Regions from separate parts of the Homo sapiens genome. Here region 2 is linked to region 1. A link is an interaction called in ENCODE POLR2A ChIA-PET data of the cell type or tissue named here. Cell type or tissue: Panc1. All regions are shown on one strand. Links, peaks and the distances in the headings refer to the core of each region. The heading gives the core; the rest is flanking DNA.

Region 1 (6,090 bases), core at 1,790-4,289:
TGTTAATTAAATAAAACTTAATAGGAGGGCATTGGTTCAGACTGGGCTCCTACCCTAGGCCTAACAGACCAAAATGGAGTTAAACCAAGCCAAAACTAAGTTGTTTATCTGACCTTCCAAGAAATCAGGAAAGAAAAATAGCCAAATCCCTAAACAGGCCAGTTTTATACAGCATGATAAGGAAGTCCCCTCTGCTTTAACCCTTACAAAAAGGTAATCTGGACTGGGTGTGGTAGCTCATGTCTGTAATTTCAGCACTTTGGGAAGCCGAGGTGGGTGGATCGTTTGAGACCAGGAGTTTGAGACCAGCCTGGCCAACATGGCGAAACCCCACCTCTACTAAAAATACAAAAATTAGCCGGGTGTGGTGGCACACACCTGTAGTCCCAGCTACTGTGGAGGCTGAGGCATGAGAATCGCTGGAACCCAGGAGGAGGAGGTTGCAGTGAGCCAAGATCATGCCACTGCACTCCAGCTGGGCTACAGAGTGAGACTTTGTCTCAAAAAAAAAAAAAAAAAAGAAAGAAAGAAAAGGGAAAAAAGTAACCTGAAGTAACTTGACATTGGTCAATCAGCTTTATTTCTATTGTTCTGTTTCCTTGTTCTCACCTTACAAAACCCACTTCTCTTTTGCCCCCTGCCAATCTATTCTTCTATTTTGTAGAATAGAGGCTATCTTAACTCATAAATTCCAAATAAAAGCCAATTAGGTCTATAACTAAACTCATGATTTTGTCTTTTGACATCAGTAATGGGACAAATTGAAACTGTGCACCATTGGTACCATACAATGAGAAGTACACGACATCACTTCTGTGATCATCCTGCTACATGAATCTAATCACAAGGAAATATCAGAAAAACCCAAATTGAAGGGCATTTTACAAAATAAGCTAACTACAAGCTTCAAAATTATCAGGGTCATAAAAGTCAATAGAAGACCAAGGAATCTTTCTTTTTTATGTATATATTCTCCAATTTAAAACTTTTAATTAAAAAGTAAACTTTAATGTCGAAAATGCAAACTTGGGGAAGACAGAAAAGATCACACACAAGGCTGTCACTTCACACTTGGAAGGTTGCACAATGGCCGGACAGAGGCGCTCCTCACTTCCCAGATGGGGTGGCTGGGCAGAGGCGCTCCTTACTTCCCAGACGGTTGGCAGCCAGGCAGAGGCGCCTGCTCCTCGCTTCCTAGACGGTTGGCAGCCGGGTAGAGGCGCTCCTCACATCCCAGTCAGTTGGCAGCCAGACAGAGGCGCTCCTCACTTCCCAGACGGGGCAGTGGCCAGGCGGAGGCGCTCCTCACTTCCCAGACGGTTGGCGGCCGGGCAGAGGCACTAACCAAGGAAACTTTCTATAATGGAGTAGGTTAAAGGAACATGATAAACTAAACATAATGCTTGATTTGGCATTGAATCCTTTTGATCTAAGTGGCAAAACTTGAATGGGGTATGAATATGAGATACTAGCAATGTCAATATTAATTTCTTCTTTTTTTTTTTTTTTTCTGATGATGGAGTCTCGCTCTGTTACCCAGGCTGGAGTGCAGTGGTGCAATTTTGGCTAACTGCAACCTCTGCCTCCCGGGTCCAAGAGATTCTCCTGCCTCAGCCTTCTGAGTAGCTGTGACTACAGGTGCCCGCTACCATGCCTGGTTAATTTTTGTATTTTTAGTAGACACGGGTTTCTCCATGTTAGCAAAGCTGGTCTCGAACCCCTGACCTCAGGTGATCTACCAGCTCAGCCTCCCAAAGTGCTGGGATTACAGGCATGAGCCATGCACCCAGCCTATTTATTTATTTGAGATGGAGTCTTGCTCTGTCACCCAGGCTGGTGTGCAGCAGGGCAATTTCAGCTCACTGCAACCTCCACCTCTGGGGCTCAAGTGATCCTCCTACCTCAGCCTCCCGAGTAGCTGGGACCACAGGCGCATGCCACCATGCCCAACTAATTTTTGTATTTTTTGGTAGAGATGGAGTTTCACCATGTTGGCCAGGCTGGTCTCAAACTCCTGACCTCAACTGATCTGCCTGCCTCAGCCTCCCAAAGTGCTGGGATTACAGGTGTGAGCCACTGGACCCAGCCCTCAGCCTCGTTTTTTCTTTTCTTTTCTTTTCTTTCTTTCTTTTTTTTTTTTTTTTTTTTAGAGGTGGAAGCTTGGCTATGTTGTCCAGGCTGGCCTCAAACCCCTGGGTTTGAACTCCTGGGCTCAAGGGATCCTCCTGCCTCAGCCCCTGGAGTTGCTGGGACCACAGGGATGTATTACCACACACAGCTCATTTTCTTAATCTCCTCACCTTTAATAATTTTGTCTCTACCCTATCTTAACCATACACTCCCATGGGCCTCTCTGGATTTTGTCTTTCTTAATATTTTCTTAAGCCTTTTTCTATAGCCTCAATCAAGCATCCCATTTTCATATTTCCAGCTCATTCCCATTCCTTTCCATATTCAGACCTGCATTCTTCTGGTTGCTCAGATCAAATACTTTGGAACCATTCTTGATCCATTCCTTGTGGCAGAGGAGAGGAAATGTGTAAAGGAGGGTGAGGCCCTACAGTCAAGAGGTGGGATAGCATGAATGCAAAGAAGAGTAGCACTGGGGCCAGCCACAGTGGCTCACACCTGTAATCTCAGCACTTTGAGAGGCCAAGGCATGCAGATCACCTGACCAGTCTGGCCAACATGTTGAAACCCCATCTGTACTAAAAATACAAAAATTAGCCAGGCATGGTGGCTCGAACCTGTAATCCCTGCTACTCAGGAGGCTGAGGCAGCAGAATCACTTGAACCTGGGAGGCGGAGGTTGCAGTGAGCTGAGATCGCACCACTGCACTCCAGCCTGGGTGACAGAGTGAGGCTCCGTCTAAAAAAAAAAAAAGAGTAGCATTGGATTTGGGAATGTAAGCTTATAGGTGAACTTGCAAACAGGAATGTTATTGGAAGGTGGGGACAAAATCCTGATTTTTTAAATGTTTTGGAGATAGTCTGTCACTAAGGCTGGAGTACAGTGGTGCAATCATGGCTCACTGTAGCCTCAAAATGTTGGGCTCAAGCTATCCTCCTGCCTCAGCCTCCAGAGTAACAGGGTCTACAGGTGCACCACCACACCTGACTAATTTTTATTGTTTATGGATATGGGGGTCTCACTATGTTGCCAAGGCTGGTCTTGAACTCCTGGCCTCAAGCAGTCCTCCCTGTCTTGGCTTCCGAAAGTATTGGGATTACAGGCATGCCCAGCCAATCCTGATTTGAATTGAGGAAATAATCATAGTATTTCTCAAGGAATTGCTTGAATCTGAATACTCAAGAAGCACTTATTAAGCAATCAAATGATGTGGGCTAAGTCATTTTCGAAAGTCTTGAACCTTTAGCCTTGAAAGTCGGACCAATGAGTTTGTGCCTTATTTGTTTCTGAAGGTCTTTTTGAGTCTTGCGTTAGGAAATTAATCCGGCAAAAGCAGGCACAAAAGATCTTGTGGGTTGAGGAGTCAGTAAAAAGACTACTGGAATAGCCCGGGTACAAGCTTATGAGACACTGAGATGGGAGCCGGGGGGTTAGGGGGTGGGCAGAAGCGGGAAGAGCAGTGGCACTGGGAATCAATACAAGAGGAAGGAAAATCAACAACCATACCATAGAAAATGAGTCAGATTTGGAACTGATTAGATGTGGATGGGGAGACAGAAGAATCAGAGAATAAGTCAAAGCTAGCCAGGAGTGTTTCAACCTGGATTCCTGAGAATCCTGTTACCTAGGAGGAGACACTGTTTCTTAGATTTAGTTTGAGGAGAAGATGATAGCTTTGGTCTTAAATTGCTTTTTTTTTGTTGTTTTTTTTTCTCGAGATGGAGTTTTGCTCTGTCTCCGGGGCTGGAGTTCAATGGCATGATCTGGGCTCACTGCAACCTCCACCCCCTGGGTTCAAGTGATTCTCCTGCCTCAGCCTCCTGAGTAGCTGGGATTACAGGCATGCACCACCACGCCTGGCTAATTTTTTGTATTTTTAGTAGAGATGGGGTTTCACCATGTTGACCAGGCTGATCTCGAACTCCTGACCTCGTGATCCACCCGCTTCGGCCTCCCAAAGTGCTGGGATTATAGGCATGAGCCACCGCGCCTGGCCTTAAATTGTTTTTTTGTTTGTTTTTCAGACAGAGTTTTGCTCTGTTGCCCAGGCTAGAAGCTCAGTGGTGCCATCTTGGCTCACTGCAACCTCCGCCTCCTGGGTTCAAGCGATTCTCCTGCCTCAGCCTCCCAAGTAGCTGGGATTACAGGTGCATACCACCACACCCGGCTAATTTTTTGCATTTTTAGTAGAGACGGGGTTTCACCATGTTGGCCAGGCTAGTCTGGAACTCCTGACCTCAGGTGATCCACCCCCCTCGGCCTCCCAAAATGCAAGGATCACAGGTGTGAACCACTGTGCCTGGCCTTAAATATTTTTAATTTTAATTTTTTAAATTTGTTTTTGAGACAGGAACTCACTCTGTCACCCACACTGGAGTGCAGTGGCATGATCACAGCTCACTGCAGCCTCAACTTCCTGGGCTCATGCGATCCTGCTATCCACCCGAGTAGCTGGAATAACAGGTGTGTGCCACCATGCCTGGCTAATTTTTTAATTTTTTGTAGAGATGAGGTCTCATTATGTTGCCCAGGCTAATCTCAAACTCCTGAGCTCAAGGGATCCTTCCACCTTGGCCTCCCAAAGTGCTGGGATGAGAGACGTGAGCCACCTCATCCTCTAGTATTTTTCACTGATAGAGCTAGAAGACAACCTGGGAAAGGCAGCAATTAGAAATTAGGTCATAGAAGTAGAAAGAGTACTTGAGGCTGCAGTCTGTCAAGCTGCATGGAAATGAAAGTTGAAGCCCTAAGATATGATGAACCACAGTCATAACTATAACTTCCTTTTAATAAGGCTTGCTTTCTTCCAACAGCTGCCTTAAATATTTGAAATATTTCTCTCCCAGTCGTTATGGTACAGTGTAAGTAAGTGTTGTTAACTCAGTACTGCAGACCAGAAAGCTAAGGTTCAGGGGAATCAAATAACTTGTCATGTTAACAGAACTCACAAGTAAAGAACTAGATCTTGAACCCAGATCCACCTGATCCCATGCAGTTTGATGTCAGAATTTGGTAGTCAAAGGAGTCAATGAAACAGACAGAGAAGAATTTGTTAGGAGAAAGAAAATTATGTATTTATTTTAATTTTATTTATTTTTATTTTTATTTTTTTGAGATGGAGTCTTGTTCTGTTGCCCAGGCGGGAGTGCAGTGGCGCAATCTTGGCTCACTGCAACCTCTGTCTCCTGGGTTCAAGTGATTCTCCTGTCTCAGCCTCCATAGTAGCTGGGACTACAGGCGTGTGCCACCATGCCTGGCTAATTTTTTTTGTATTTTTAAAAGAGACAGGGTTTCACCATATTGGCCAGGCTGCCCTCGAGCTCCTGACCTCGCGATCCACCCACCTCAGCCTCCCAAAGAGCTGAGATTACAGGCGTGAGCCACCGAACCCAGCTTATATATTTATTTATTTATTGTATTTATTTATTTATTTTGAGATAGAGTCTCACTCTGTCATCCAGGTTGGAGTGCAGTGGTGTGATATCGGCTTACTGCAACCTCCACCTCCCAAGTTCAAGTAATTATCGTGTCTCAGCCTCCTGAGTAGCACAGAAACACCCCACCATACCCGGCCATACCGTACACCATACCATTACAGAAGCACCCCACCATACCCAGCCATACTGTACACCCTACCATTACAGAAGTACCCCACCATACCCAGCCATACTGTACACCCTACCATTACAGAAGTACCCCACCATACCCGGCCATACCGTACACCATACCATTACAGAAGCACCCCACCATAGCTGGCCAATTTTTGTATTTTTAGTAGAGACACAGTTTTGCCATATTGGCCAGGCTGGTCTCGAACTTCTGACCTCAAGTGATCCACCTGCCTCAATCTCCCAAAGTGTTGGGATTTCAGGCATGAGCCACCTAGAAGAAATAAAATTATAACTTTGTGGGGCTACTGAGGGTGAAGAAAGAAACCAAGGAATTTCAAGAAGGAAAAG
Region 2 (6,090 bases), core at 2,046-4,545, 250 kb after region 1:
GGGCAGTTTGGTAAAGGTACCTGGAGAGGCTTTGAGCACAATTTGCTGTAAGAGGAGCCCTGCATTTTCCAGGAAAGGGTCTGCCTTAGCACATCAATTTCAGGGAGCAGCTGCTGGGGCCCTTAATCAATGATATTCTCTGAGGTTGGAGGTTTGTGAGGAGCTTTCTCATGGCCACCACGGTCCACTCCTTTGCTACACAGACGTACTTCTCCATGTAGATTTTGGGAGCAACTCTTCCATGATTCCCATGATCCCCTTTGACTGAGGGGACAGTCCTCACCAATGACAAATGAGGATTGCAGTACATACAACTGGCTGCCTCACCCCTCTGGTAGGATACCTCCACCCACCCAGCAGTTATCAGTTGCCAATTAGCCTGCACTCCAGCTGCCCACAGTGGTCTCCTTCTCATGAATGTGCACCATATTGGGCTTATGCTCTTTCCTGGCTCACTGTCCCATTCCCCTCCCTGACTTCCTGGGATCACTTCCTGAATCAATCACTTGTACTCATTCTGTCTTGGGATGTGCTTCTAGGGGAACCCAGACTAATATAATAAGGAAACCGTTAATAATATGGTTCGGAAATAGTTGTTCTTCTCTAAGGATACACTTAGGCTTTAATTTCACGATTCAGTGAGGATCGCTCTTAATACAAAGTATCACACAGAATACTTAATAGGCCATTTGAGAGGCTCCTTAAATTATACAAGTTCTTTTGTATTCACCATCCTCAGTTATTTGGGGAAAACTCTTCAAACTGTTTCTCCTCTGCTCTCACACCACCACCACAACCATCAACACAGAAGAAAGCTGTGACCAAAGGCATGGGGGGTTTTCCCCACACACCAAGCAGCAGACATTGATGCTGGAAGTAGCATCAGATCCCACAGAGTGAGAGCTCAGTCCCCAAAACTGCCCCCACTCTGCCACCTCCAGACCCCAGTCACAAGTCCAGGCCTCCAGAACTTCTGACTGACTGGCTTCAAGTTGAGGTTCTCACGATTCCCTCTTTGGGTTTGATTAATTTGCTGGAGTGGCTCACAGAACCCAGGGAAACATGTTTACTGGTTTATTATAATGAATATTACAAAGGATACAGATGAAGAGATGCATAGGGTAAGGTATGGGGAAAGGGCCACAGAGCTTTCACCCCCCACCAGAGGCCCCCACCCTCCAGGAACCTCCTGAGTTCCACTATCCTGAAGCTTTCCAAACCCTGTCCTCCTGGGTCTTTATGGAGACTGCATTACATAGGCATGATAGACAACCATGTAGAAATGTGATTGGACAAAAAGCACATAATCTAAACCCAGCAAGGCCTGTGTGTTTAGGCTTTTCTTGGCCTCTCTGTGCAGCCTTCCTTCCTCTAGGGTATGGGGCTGGACCCCTCTGGAATGAGGGGCTTCTGACCTACAATCAGTTTCGAGTCCTGCCTTAGGCAGATGAAAGGAGGACAGGGGAAGGTCAGAGAGAGAGATTCTGTTTCCTGAGACCTGCTGCTGAGGCCTACAGCACCCCAACATTATAACAAAAGACTATGGGGGTTATGATCCAGAAACCATGGATGAAAACCTATACACACACACACACACACACACACACACACACACACCATGGCTGTGTAGAAAATTGTTATAGGCGGGCATGGTGTCTCACGCCTGTATTCCCAGCATTTTGGGAGGCTGAGGCAGGTGGATCACTTGAAGTTGGGAGTTCGAGACCAGTGTGGCCAACTTGGTGAAACCTAGTCTCTACTAAAAATACAAAAATTAGCTGGGTATAGTGGTGTGCACCTGTAATCCCAGCTACTCAGGAGTCTGAGGCAGAAGAATTGCTTGAACCCTGGAGGCCAAGGTTGCAGTGAGCTGAGATCACACCACTGCACTCCAGCATGGGCGACAGAGTAAGACTCCATCTCAAAAAAAAAAAAATTGTTACATTTAAATCATGTGGTCTCAGTCTTCGAAAAGCAGGCAATACTTTGTGCAGTAATTCAGTCCTTATACAGTTTGTTTAAAAAATGCCAAGAAATTTTATGTTAAATAGCATAAATTCAATGTCAGCTTTGGATTTTTATAGGTGAAGGGGAAGGATTGTTCATTATCCACATGTGTCTGAGCTTTAATGATACTGATAATTCAAAAATATCCTGGCAATTTTCAAGTACATAACCAGATTGACATGAATTAAAGTTACAGATCACTTGGTGTTAACGAGTCCTGGGATGGCTGATTCCTTGAAGAGGAGGGACCATGGGAACGTCCGACTTTCAGGAAAGAAGCGAGGCTGCCTGGATGTCTGTGACCACAGCGAAAAGGTGAGTCTGGGAAAGTAGAGGTTTCTCTCAGAATGCAAGAGGCACTTTTGAATCTTTAGACTTGTAATGAAATCCTCATTTTGATCTCACATTAGTACCCACTAGGACTGATCACTAGATATGCTATTTCTGCCTTTTGAGTACACAGTAAAATTATAATTCTTGGCCCTCTCCCACTTCTTGGGTTGGGGTCATGGGACCAGTTCAAGATCAAGCTTTTAATGGCTGATTTGAGACCCTCCAGAGCTCTTTTTGCCCTCTGTCATCATTCCAGATAGTGGGTGCTTGATCATCCTGGCTTTCAAGATAACCCATGACAGACATACAGCCCTGCAGTGGATGTGTGGCACAAGCAAGAAACAAACCTTTATCATTTGAAGCCACTAAAATTTGGGGTTTATTTGTTATTCCAAAATAGCATTGACTATCTTGATTGAGACATACTCTTTGGGGAGGCTACTGAGGAGACTGCTGTCCGGTAAGTCCCCTACCCCTTCTAGGAATTCTCTATAAGGCACGATGCTTACTTTCTATGTCATTTTCTGAGAGTACTCATGGAGAGAGTCTTCCTCACTCTTCCTGTTTTGAAGATGGTCAATTCAAAGTTAGGATTTAGTAAACCAAGCTTCAAACCACATCCAGTTTTAATGACTAAGTTCCATGAAACCTTTAAGATTGTTCTAGAAAATTCAACCTCATTTAATCCCGAATGACATTTACTTACATGGCTGCTGCACTAGTTACAAAAAAAAAAATTAAATCATGAAACATTGCTGAACAGTTATTAAATAGTACCTAGTCCCTAATGGCAAATTCATTTTCATTTAATAACAAGTTATTGTGGAGCGTAATGAAAAATAGAGTGGCATGCAAAATAAGCTGGCCTCTGTTTTCATTGACATTGTGCCAGTTTCTTGAGTGCAGCATTATAATACTATCCATCTTCATAAAGCACTCTTTAGAAGGCATTATTAAACAGCAGGAAGGAAAGGCAGATGACAGCTTCATTAGTCATGACTAGGTAATCCTGGCCAATTTCTCCTGGGAATTATTAACACATTTCTAAACACCCTTTGGTTGATGGCATCTAGAAGAGAAGAGGAGGAGATTAGTTGTAAAGACTTGGACATTATCCAAATCTGGCTACAACTTTCTTTAAGTCACAGAGCAGTCACTCTTCCCCAAGACTCTGTCATGCTTCTGGGGAATGGGAACTTCTGAGCAACTGTGGACCAAGACCTCAAAATTCTTGCCCATTGCTGAATACCCAATGAAAAGAAAGAAATCTACACAGCATCTGCCTGGTACAAATTTAGGCTATTCTATTTGATAAATGGATTAGTCCCAAACTCATACTTGTCTGGTTAGTGAATAGGAGCTCCAGGAGAGTGTCTTTGGGAGCCCAGTAAGTGTATAATAAACACATCGGAATCTGACATATTCCTGTGAATCCCTGTAGCCAGGTGTCCCAAGTTAGCTAAGGATTTATGAAATCCCCCAGAGCTTGGGCACAGCCTGGGAGATTTAAAAAGATAGTTGCTGTCAACCAAGATTTTCCTAGTGTTTCTGTAATCTTCTCTTTTTTCTTTCTTTCTTTTTTTTGAGATGGAGTCTCACTCTGTCACCAGGCTGGAGTGCAGCTCTGTCACCAGGCTGGAGTGCAGTGGTGCGATCTCAGCTCACTGCAACCTCCGCCTCGTGGGTTCTAGTGATTCTTCTGCCTCAGCCTCCTGAGTAGCTGGGATTACAGGCACCCGCCACCATGCTAACTTTTGTATTTTTAGTAGAGATGGGGTTTCACCATGTTGGCCAGGCTGGTCTCAAACTCCTGACCTCAGGTGATCCACGCACTTTGGTCTCCCAAAGTGCTGGGATTATAGGTGTGAGCCACTATGCCCAGCCTCTGTGACCTTCTCTAATGACACTACCTTTCAGTTTCTTAGTAAGTCAGCTGGATGGGGTTTTGAGGACGCCTGGCAGAGGAATGGTTTACTCTGCACATCAACAGTTTTAATTGTGGGTTAAAAACAGTGAGTAACTGCTTTTGAAACTCTTTGGGTGCTTGATGGTGTGGCAAAAGGACTTAAGAATTAGAATGAGACTCGAGCTCAAATCATTGCCCTGCAACTTACTAGCTGTGGAACTGTGGGCAAGTTAATTAAGGCCTCCCAGCCTTAGTTTCCTCATCTGCAAATTAGGGATAATGATATCTATCTCATTGAGTTTTTGGAGGATTAATTAATATAATTAAGTAAAGCACTTGGCAGAGTGCTTCAATAAATATTTCTTCTTTTATATGTTCTGTGTAAGCTATGTCTTGCTTAAAAAACAAAAGCAAAAATAATCAGATTTATAGAAGAGACATTAGTATGAGTTGTCCATATTATCCTGCCCACCACCCCCAACTAAATTGTAAGTTCCTGTTTTTATTTACTTTTAAAAGAAAAGCAGTGATGGTGAAATAATAAGTAACACTTATATACTGCCAGATGCTGGTTTAATTCTCACATCAACTGTATTATTATCCCCATATTCCAGCTGAGAAAACTGAGGCACAGAGAAGTAAGTTGCCCAAGGTTACAGAGACAGTCAATTTTGGAGCTGGGATTGAAAACTAGTCTGCCTCCAGAGTTGGTGTTCTTTTATGTTTAACTTCTATTTTAGGTTCAGAGGTATATGTGTAGGTCTGTTACATAGGTAAACTTGTGTTACGGGGTTTGGTGCACAGATGATTTTGTCACTCAGGTGCTAAGCCTAGTACCCAAGGGTTATTTTTTTTGCTTCTCTACATTCTCCCACCCTCCACCCTCCAGTAGACCCCGGTGTGCGTTGTTCCCCTCTATGTGTCTATGTGTTCCCATCATTTAGCTCCCACTTATAAGTGAGAACATGCAGCATTTGGTTTTCTGTTCGTGTGTTAGTTTGCTAAGGATAATGGCCTCCAGCTCCATCCATGTTCCTGCAAAGGACATGATCTTGTTGTTTTTTGTGGCTGCATAGTATTCCATGGTGTATGTGTACCACGTTTTCTTCATCTAGTCTACCGCTGATGGGCATTTAGGTTGATTCCATGTCTTTATTATTGTGAATAGCGCTGCAATGAACATATGGGTACATGTGTCTTTATGGTAGAAAGATTTATATTCCATGGGTATATACTCAGTAATTGGATTGCTAGATCAGATGGTAGTTCTGTTTTTAGCTTTTTAAGGAATCACCACACTGTCTTCCACAATGGTTTAACTAATTTACACTGCCACCAACAGTGTATAAGCATTCCCTTTTCCCTGCAACCTTGCCAGCATTTTTGACTTTAGTAATAGCCATTCTGACTGGTCTGAGATGGTATCTCACTGTGATTTGCATTTCTCTAATGAGCAGTGATACTGAGTTTTTTTCATATGCTTTTTGGCTGCCTGTATGTCTTTTTTTTTTCTTCGAGACAGAGTTCACTCTGTCACCCAGGCTGCGATCTCAGCTCACCGCAACCTTCACCTCCCAGGTTCAAGCAATTCTTATGCCTCAGCCTCCTGCGTAGCTGGGATTACAGATGTGTGCCACCACACCCTGCTACTTTTTGCATTTTTAGTAGAGATGGGATTTTGCCATGTCGGCCAAGCTGGTCTTGAACTCCTGGGCTCAAGTGCTCCACCCTGCTTGGCCTCCCAAAGTGCTGGGATTACAGGTTTGAACCACCACGCCCAGCTATGTCTTCTTTTGAAAAGTGTCTATTCATGTCCTTTGCCCACTTTTTAATTTTTTTTTTTT

Evidence for each region. Peaks named below come from ENCODE experiments on the same cell type or tissue, not always from the same donor. Only the 100,000 strongest peaks of a DNase experiment are listed, where the experiment ranks them.
Region 2: POLR2A ChIA-PET joins it to region 1 with 8 read pairs; 3 of 35 experiments call an interaction of 5 or more read pairs at or near these places.

The regions. Positions count from the first base shown.
Region 1 is chr4:54,188,180-54,194,269 of GRCh38, reverse strand. No RefSeq gene overlaps it. Among named protein-coding and RNA genes, the nearest start is that of PDGFRA, 38 kb to the left of the region's middle. In Panc1, for the core only: no CTCF peak of the experiment used is centred there; no DNase peak of the experiment used is centred there.
Region 2 is chr4:53,941,105-53,947,194 of GRCh38, reverse strand. No RefSeq gene overlaps it. Among named protein-coding and RNA genes, the nearest start is that of CHIC2, 120 kb to the left of the region's middle. In Panc1, for the core only: no CTCF peak of the experiment used is centred there; a DNase peak (open chromatin) is centred at 3,334.